Regions from separate parts of the Mus musculus genome. Here region 2 is linked to region 1. A link is a loop called in an ENCODE intact Hi-C map of the cell type or tissue named here. Cell type or tissue: left cerebral cortex. All regions are shown on one strand. Links, peaks and the distances in the headings refer to the core of each region. The heading gives the core; the rest is flanking DNA.

Region 1 (4,403 bases), core at 335-4,334:
CAGGAAAGTAGAAAGGGGACTTTGCCAATGGAGTCCCATGAGCAACAGAAAAAGGCATAGAGGATACAATACAACGTTTCAATCTTAAGTCTACACAGTCATGTCACATATAACATACTCATACACAATGTTGCAAGAGGAAGTTATATGAAAAAAAATTTCACTATGCAGCATACATGGTCTAATGCCCCAAAAAGATAAAATCTGATAATAGGTATCAATGTATTAGTAAAGAGTAAAAAATTGTAACTGGCATTACTCTTACATTAATAACTGAGCTAAGAGACAGCAGATAGTAAATACAAGCTGCATGTGTGATAGCTTTTTTTTCTATTTTTTTTTTTAATTTATGAAGTTTACTGAAGTGATTCACTATTTGTCTTATTTCTTGACAAAAGACATCCTTCAATTACAGAGTTCTTTTCCAAATAGTTATTTATTAATATTGCTCTTAGGTTGGGTGTGCACAAGTCAATGTGCATGTGTCCAGAAGACACATTTTCAAAGTGAGTTCTCCTACTCCACTTTCCTTTTATTTACAGGGATTAAACTCAGGTATTCGTTAGGCAGTACATTTATACACTTCACCTGGATACTATTATCACATCTTTCAAAAAGGTAATATATAAACATGTAATCCAGTTAAAGAGACATGAACTCCATAGATTCCTCTACCTTGATTTCTTAGCGCACAAGTTCCCACATACTCTGAAAGAAAATAACCAGTGCAGAATAACAGTTTTCACATGCTGCCAGATTTAACCTGATATAACACAGCCAAAAGGGCTCCTATCAATCATCCTCTCACGTCACACCATATGAAATTCTCTAGAGTTTATTTGAACATTTGATAGAAAAACAATAAAAGCAACTATTGTTACCTGTGACTCTACCTGAAGTGAGGTGGGTAGAAGGAATGGATGTCCCTGTTGGGGTAATGTGGGCCTTTTCTGGTGTGTATCCCCTTAGAGGCTCCAAGAAGAAAGGCAGAACTAAATTTCCTCTGAGCAACACTCAATCTCATGGTTTTCTGCCCCTCCTCTTGACCAAATCAAAAAGAGGAAATTGCTTTTGAAAGCTGAGTCTGAAGGCAAGGGAAAGAAGCAAAATATTTTGCCAGATGCTGCAAAAGAAATGACTATATATGATATTTGAAGACAGAAAAGATGAGCATTCCTGCACAGAGAGCAAAACCTGTGTCTTTAGCAAAACCATTGGGAAAAAGATGGACTTAAAACTTGTCTGCTCACAATTTTTTATTCGACTTTTGGAAATCTTCTATTATGTTGCTATTTTTTATATTAATGTTTTGATGTTGAATCATGCTAATTGCATCTTAGTGTGTATTAGAAATGCCTTTAAAGCACATTTCCACTGGTAAAGTCTGCCTGTACATGCTTCTAGATTTTTAATCATAGGTAATATAGACTGTGAACAGTGATGTCATTCCATATAAAGAGGTTTACTGCTGATATTTTCATGGTACTGGGGTATCAAATCTAAGACAATGAGCATGCTCAGCAAATACTTTATCCCTGGGCTATAGACTCATGCTTCATTTTGGTTTTCTTCTGATGTTTTGTTTTTTGGTTTGTTTTTGTGGTGGTGGTGGTGGTGGTGGTAGTGGTTGTTTTGAGATAGTTGTACCTTCCTATGTATCACAAGCTGCTCTCACACTCACAGTCCTCTATCCTTACTCTTTCCCGTCTTTAGAAAATACTAAGAAAGATATTTTATACATGAAGTCATGGGATTCAAAGAGATACATATTTTAAGATCCGTGATATAGATTATCACATGATATCTACTTCATTTACAATCTATCAGTTAGGATGAAAATATTCACAACTGATTTTTAGAGATGAGATGAGGTGATTTTTCTTCTGTGAATTTTGTCATTGGGTTTGTGATGAGAATTCCTGCTAAGAAGGTGTTTCAATCAGCTGATTTAAAGTACATAAAGGCGAGTTTGATGTCATGCTATGGGTCTAGGGACTATTTATCTTACCAGCGGCTAGCTCTAGCCCTTTAAGTAACCTGTGTCAGAACTAACATCCTTTGATTAGTAAATAAAAACTTCATGAAATCTATGAACACATCTGACTATTAATATCCATTTACCTGAAGGCTTAGAGTGTCTTCTGATGACCTGTGGAAAATCTTTTCTAATCTTTCTGTTATTACCTCTCTGATGTACGAACAAATGCATAATAAAATTGTATGATATATTTATGATTTTCTATATTCTTAAAAACCTCAAAACTTTATGAAACTGCTTCTACATTTGAACATGGAACCATGATCTCTTAAAATATTTCCAGAACACACTATCATTTATTCCGTTTAAGGTGAAAGCTGGATTTTGCATCAGTAGACCTTCTTTGAAAGCCCTTGCTGTGCAAACATTTCTACTGAGGTTGCACATTCTAGTGATGATTCACATGCTAGATACATTAGACACTTCACTGGGATTGAGGGTATGGTTCAGGGTAGGGCATGTACAGAGTCTTGACCTCATACAACAGAGTAATCATAATAACAACAATAATAGTAAAAATGACAATGATAGTAACACAATCAATGATAATAACAGAATAGATAGAGGAAGTTAAAGACTATTTGATTTCAATAGTCTATTGCTATGAGTACACCAATTTTAAATATGTTCACAACTTTCAAAAAACTTTATTTTCATTTGATTGTAGGTTTTCCAACTGGCTGGCTTGTTTTTCATGAGAACATTTTAAATTGTTTTTTAACTCAAGAGACAGTGATTAACCATGCACTGGGAAATTGTGGATGGCTCAAGACTAGAAGAGGAACTGAAGATAGACTGTCAAGCCTGATGCCTAATAGAATAGGTAGGAGGGGACCACCTGCTTTTCTCTTCCATTACTAAACTAAATTTCAGCCAGCCTTGAATTATACCTACTCAGTGGCTTCTTTAGGTCTTTCTTTCACTCCACCTCCATTTTCTTTTCTCCCAGTTCATAAACTATTCATGTGCTTATCAATAGACAGTGTTGCCTGTTTCTTATATGACCAAGGTCTGTCTCCTTAAATTGTTTATTTTTATAGATGTACGAAAAGAACTTTTATATTGATCATTATTGTTTCATGTGTGTATGCTTACAAATGCTTGAGTGCATACAAGCCATGTGGTATACAGAGGAATACCTTTGGGGTTAGCTCTTTTCTTCTACAGAGAATTCAATGAAACAATTTTTTTGGCTGTCATCAGGCTATGCTGTAGTGCTTTTACCCACTAAAACAATTCAAATTCCAGTTTTTGATACTTTAACACAAATATGTATGAGTTACCACTTAAGTCTGCCATTATCATGTACCTGACCTTCATTGAAACAGATGACAGACTTTACATCATCTCAACAGTGTAATAAAAGTTCTGTGGATGCAGTGTGAATGATTCCATAACACCTCCAGATAGTCACTTTTGTCTGTAACCCTTAATTCTCGGGGAATCATTCCATTTATAAACTACACACACACACACACACACACACACACACACACATGCACACGCACACGCACATACATATACACACATACACACAGAGGATATGGGAAGGGGGGTGGAGAAGCAGCAGTGCTGAACAAAGTGGTCACAGTGTCCCTGTGCAGGCAGATGCTTGTGCTGTCTCAGCTTTTCTCAGAAAAGACTCTGAAGAAGTCAGCTGAATGACTTAAGGACACTATGAACCTATACTCCAAATACATCATTAATTCATGCATGGAATATGGATAAAATTGACACTTAAAGGAGCATCGATTTTAGTTTCCCATGAAGCATGAGTCTGCCAGCTGGGGCATCATGAGTGGAAACACCAAACCAGGCACTTGTGACTTCATGTAAGTCCCATCATTCACAGATTCTTCCACCACAGTACATCAGAAGTGCTGTTTCTTTATAGGGTTGCTGTGAAGGTTTAATAAGATACACAAATAGCATTTTGTTTTCTTGTGTGCAAGACAGGGCCTCACTATTTAGCCCTATCTGGGTTGGAGTTTACCACATAAAACAGGTTGGCCTCAAAAATCACAGAGATTGAATGATTCTTTCTCCCAGTTTCTGGGATTAAATGTATGAATCACCATTTGAAGCTTCAAATAATGTTTTTAATCATAACCTGGCAAATGAATAGTAAGTTGCATTCAATATCAAACATTACTGGGGGGGGCACTCCAGTCTTTGCCTATCATATTGATATGATCAAAAGACTGATACTTTAAGCTTATGTTTTCATGTGGTCATAAAGATTGGTTCACCTCCTTCTTAGGTTTAGAGTAACTGTAATCTAGAATACTGGAAGAACCGGGTAGATTTCAAGAGAAGGTTGTTTTTTATGTTGACTTTTTTTGAGCATTTTAGCTTCCAGAAGCTT
Region 2 (4,403 bases), core at 330-4,329, 240 kb after region 1:
GGTGTATCTCAATTACTCACTGTTTGTCACAAGCACTGAGACAATTACCAGTCGAAGGGAAATGAGGATCCCGAGAGCTATCACAATGAGCTGCAAGGGAACTGAACACACTTAAATCATCAAAACAAAGCAAGAAAATCTCTATTAATAGACCACATCTCAAAATTACAATTTGTGTAGCATGGAAACAAGGGAAAATTTTGCACAAGTCTATCATATGAACTGACTAAAAAATACACTCAAAATTGCAGATTTTGACCTAAAATATACAGACTCTAGAAAACCTACAAATATGAAGTTTCAGAAAATTTTGAACCAGGCCTTGGCCTTGTACAATGAATCCTCCTGACCCAGCTTAGAAGGAGCTAGATGACAGGCATGTGCCCTCACCCAATTCTATAGGAACAAAAGTGCATTCTACAGAAGGCACTCAAGGTATGGATACTATCCAAGTATAAGATATCAAGCAAGGGCATGTAGTCCAACTACTAACTACTAAATACTAAATATTTTGGTGTATCTAAGGCATTTAGAATCTGAAACTCATGCCTTTGTTTACCATTATATCAAAAAAGAAAAAGATTTCATCTTGGAGCACAGCTATGGCAATGTGTATAGAGCAACTAAAATGGATAAAATTTGACATTACCTCAGTTTCAGTAATAAACAAAATGATTCTTGATATTTTTGGGAACTCAAACTGGGGTTTGCTCATTCCAACACAGACTAATCCTCTTATCCCCTCTCTCTTCATCTGCAACTTTATTCTCAGGAAGAAACTTCCTCTTCTGTTCTGACAACAGTTTTTGCTTAGTTACATTAAATATTTTGATATTTATGACTATTAAAATACTTTCCTCAAGAATAAAAGCATTGTTTCTAATGCATATGCTTCATTTCCTTAGGATTTTGTTTGCCTTTTCAGAACCTAGTTTGTCTGTTAGGTTGAAAGTTTGGATGTTAATAACAATTAAAACACTTTCTTCTTAGGCTGGCGTGGTGGCTCATGCCTTTAATCCCAGCACTTGGGAGGCAGAGACAGGGGGATTTCTGAGTCCTAAGGCTAGCCTGTTCTACAAGAGTGAATTCCATGACAGCCAGGCGATACAGAGAAACCCTGTCTCAAAAAAAAAAAAAAAAAAAAAAACAACCAAAACCAAACCAAACCAAAAAACCACTTTCTTCTTGCATGAGAGTATTGTTTCTTTTCTTTTCTTTTCTTTTCTTTTCTTTTCTTTTCTTTTCTTTTCTTTTCTTTTCTTTTCTTTTCTTTTCTCTTCTCTTCTCTTCTCTTCTCTTCTCTTCTCTTCTCTTCTTTTCTTTTCTTTTCTTTTATCTTTTTTTTTTCTGGTGGGGTTAGGGGAAGGTTTCAAGATAGGGTTTCTCTGTGTAGCCCTGGGTATCCAGGAACTCACTCTGTAGACCAGGCTGGCCTCAATCTTAGAAATCAACCTCCCTCTGTCTCCCAACTGTTAGGATTAAAGGCATGGACCACCACTGCCAGATTAAAGTGTTGTTTCTAATGCATAAATGCTTCATGTCCTTAGGAGTTCATTTCTCTAAAACATTTCATGGTTTTTTAAACACTAGTTTTTATGTTAGCTTTAAAGATTTCAGAATTCTTCTTGACTAGACTAAATACTACTACTACTACTACTACTACTACTACTACTACTACTACTACTACTACTACTAGTGTCCTAATGGTTTAATCTATCCTTGATTCTCAAGTAATTTCATTTTTTTTTCAGATTCCCATTATTCTACTCAGTATATATGATTTATTCCCTTACCAATAATCATCTAAAAACCAGAAAGGTTATATTTTTCTTTCTGTTTTTTTTTTAATTTTAAAACTTGATTGCTTTATTTTTTCATCTTAATTTTGACCAATTTTGTAGCTAATTACCCTCCAACTAACACTCTTTTCTTCTCTCTCACCCTTATGCATAACTAATCCCAGATGAAATGGAACACTATACATTTCAAAAAAAAAAAAAAAAAGGTAGTGGAATATTTTTAAATTGCTAAAAATTTAAAGTACAATTTTTTAAAAAGTGTTTTTAGACACTTAAGGCACTTACCTCTGAGGCCAGCTTTTCGAGGCTTCCCTGTCTCCTCAAGCCTCACCCGGTTCTGCAACCCTGAAGACTTATGGAATCTCACAGCTGAGAAAGTGACCTCCTGCTCACTCATCTTGGGAGGATGTAGAGTATGTTTTCTTTTAAAATATGTCCTTGAGTGATTTCTAAAGAAAACATTAAAGTGCCAACCTATTGGAATGCACCTGGATCTGATGATACAGAAGGTTGGGAAAGGGTGGGGTTTGATTTACTCCTTAATCATCCAAACACTGCAACATGGACTGACCTCGATTTCCATTACATGTGAGAAACATTTGCCGATTTGAGTTAAAATTGTTTATATTTCGTGTCTTTGTTTTCCTTTTTTTTAATTAGGTATTTTCTTCATTTACATTTCCAGTGTTATTCCAAAAGTCCCCCATACCCTCCTATCCCCCACGCCCCTACGCACTCACTCCCACTTCTTGGCCCTAGTGTTCCCCTGTGCTGAGGCATATAAAGTTTGCATGACCAATGGACCTCTCTTTCCACTGATGACCGATTATATTTCTAATAGTAACAGCAATTTCTAGGAAATACGGAAGAATTAAAATTTACTTCTATGGCAATATACTTATGGACACAGCCTGTTTGATCAAAATATTCAGCACATAAAAATGTTAGGTAAAAGTGCTACCACTGAAAATCATTGAAAAAAAATAAACAATCTCTTCAAATAACAGAGTCAATGATTTAGGAATAAATAAAAAATGTTGCTTTAAAATTATTTACACATTTGATAAACAAATAATAATAAATGATATTTCAGCCTTTTTAAATACACGACTCTCATAGTTTTCCAGACATTACTGCAGGTAACTCAAGACACATAAATATCTCTTGGTTTGAAGCCCCAGCCAGCTGAGATGTCCAACGTCTCCACCAGGCCACAGTCTACACATTCATCTCCATGCTTGGACTAGGTAAGTGGATTCAAAAAGATCCTACTGAGTGGGATAATTCAGGCCAAGCAAGGCAATCTGAGGCTTCTGGCTCAAAGTCTTCAGAAATGATTTGTTATCTTTAGTAACTGAAGCAACCAGGAAAGTAGAAAGGGAACTTTGCCAGTGGGGTCCCATGAGCAATAGAAAAAGGCATAGAGGATACAATACAACTTTTCAATCTTAAATCTACACAGTCATGTCACATAAAACAAACTCATACCTAATGTTGCAAGAGGAAGTTATATGAAAAAAAAATTCACTATGCAGCATACATGATCTAATGCCCATAAAAGATACAATCTGATAATAGATATCAATGTATTAGCAAAGAGTAAACAATTGTAATTGGCATTACCCTTACATTAATAAATGAGCTAAGAACCAGCAGATAGTAAAGACAAGCTGCGCTTGTAATAGCATTCTTTTCTATTTTTTAATTTATGAAGTTTTCTGAAGTGATTCACCATTTGACTTATTTCTTGACAAAAGACATCCTTCAATTTGAGAATCATTTTCCACATGGTTATTTATTAATATTGCTCTTAGTTTGGGTGTGCACAGGCCAATGTGCATGTGTCCAAAAGACACATTTTCAAAGTGAGTTCTCCCACTCTACTTCTCTTTGATTTACAGGGATCAAACTCAGCTATTCAGTAGGCAGTACATTTACACGCTGACACACTTTACCAGGATACTATTATCACATCTTTCAAATAGGTAATATATAAACATGTAATCCAGTTAAAGAGTCATGAACTCCATAGATTCCTCTACCTTGATTTCTTAGCGCACAAGTTCCCACATACTCTGAAAGAAAATCACCAGTGCAGAATAACAGTTTTCACATGCTGCCAGATTTAACCTGATATAACACAGCCAAAAGGGCTCCCATCAATCCTGCTCTCAAGTCACACCATATGAAATTCTCTAGAGTTTATTTGAACATTTGATAGAAAAACAATAAAAGCAGCTATTGTTACCTGTGACTCTAGCTGAAGTGAGGTGGGTAGAAGGAATGGATGTCCCTGTTGGGGTAATGTGGGTCTTTCCTGGTCTGTATCCCCTTAGAGGCTCCAAGAAGAAAGGCAGAACTAAATTTCCTCTGAGCAACACTCAATCTCATGGTTTTCTGCCCCTCCTCTTGACCAAATCAAAAAGAGGAAATTGCTTTTGAAAGCTGAGTCTGAAGGCAAGGGAAAGAAGCAAAATATTTTGCCAGATGCTGCAAAAGAAATGTCTATACATGATATTTGAAGGCAGAAAAGACTAGCATTCCTGCACAGAGAGCAAAACCTGTGTCTTTCGCAAAACCATTGGGAAAAAGATGGACTTAAAC

What was found. A loop is a pair of places that touch in the nucleus more often than their neighbours do. Peaks named below come from ENCODE experiments on the same cell type or tissue, not always from the same donor. Only the 100,000 strongest peaks of a DNase experiment are listed, where the experiment ranks them.
Region 2: it touches region 1 in a loop (17-fold over the local background); 12 of 42 quality-filtered maps call a loop at or near these places.

Annotation. Positions count from the first base shown.
Region 1 is chr6:130,066,286-130,070,688 of GRCm38, forward strand. Klra4 (killer cell lectin-like receptor, subfamily A, member 4) reads right to left here and starts at 986. Exons shown (of 7, transcript NM_001252577.1): 1 at 894-986. In left cerebral cortex, for the core only: no CTCF peak of the experiment used is centred there; no DNase peak of the experiment used is centred there.
Region 2 is chr6:130,304,232-130,308,634 of GRCm38, forward strand. It overlaps the pseudogene Klra13-ps. Among named protein-coding and RNA genes, the nearest start is that of Gm24072, 14 kb to the right of the region's middle. In left cerebral cortex, for the core only: no CTCF peak of the experiment used is centred there; no DNase peak of the experiment used is centred there.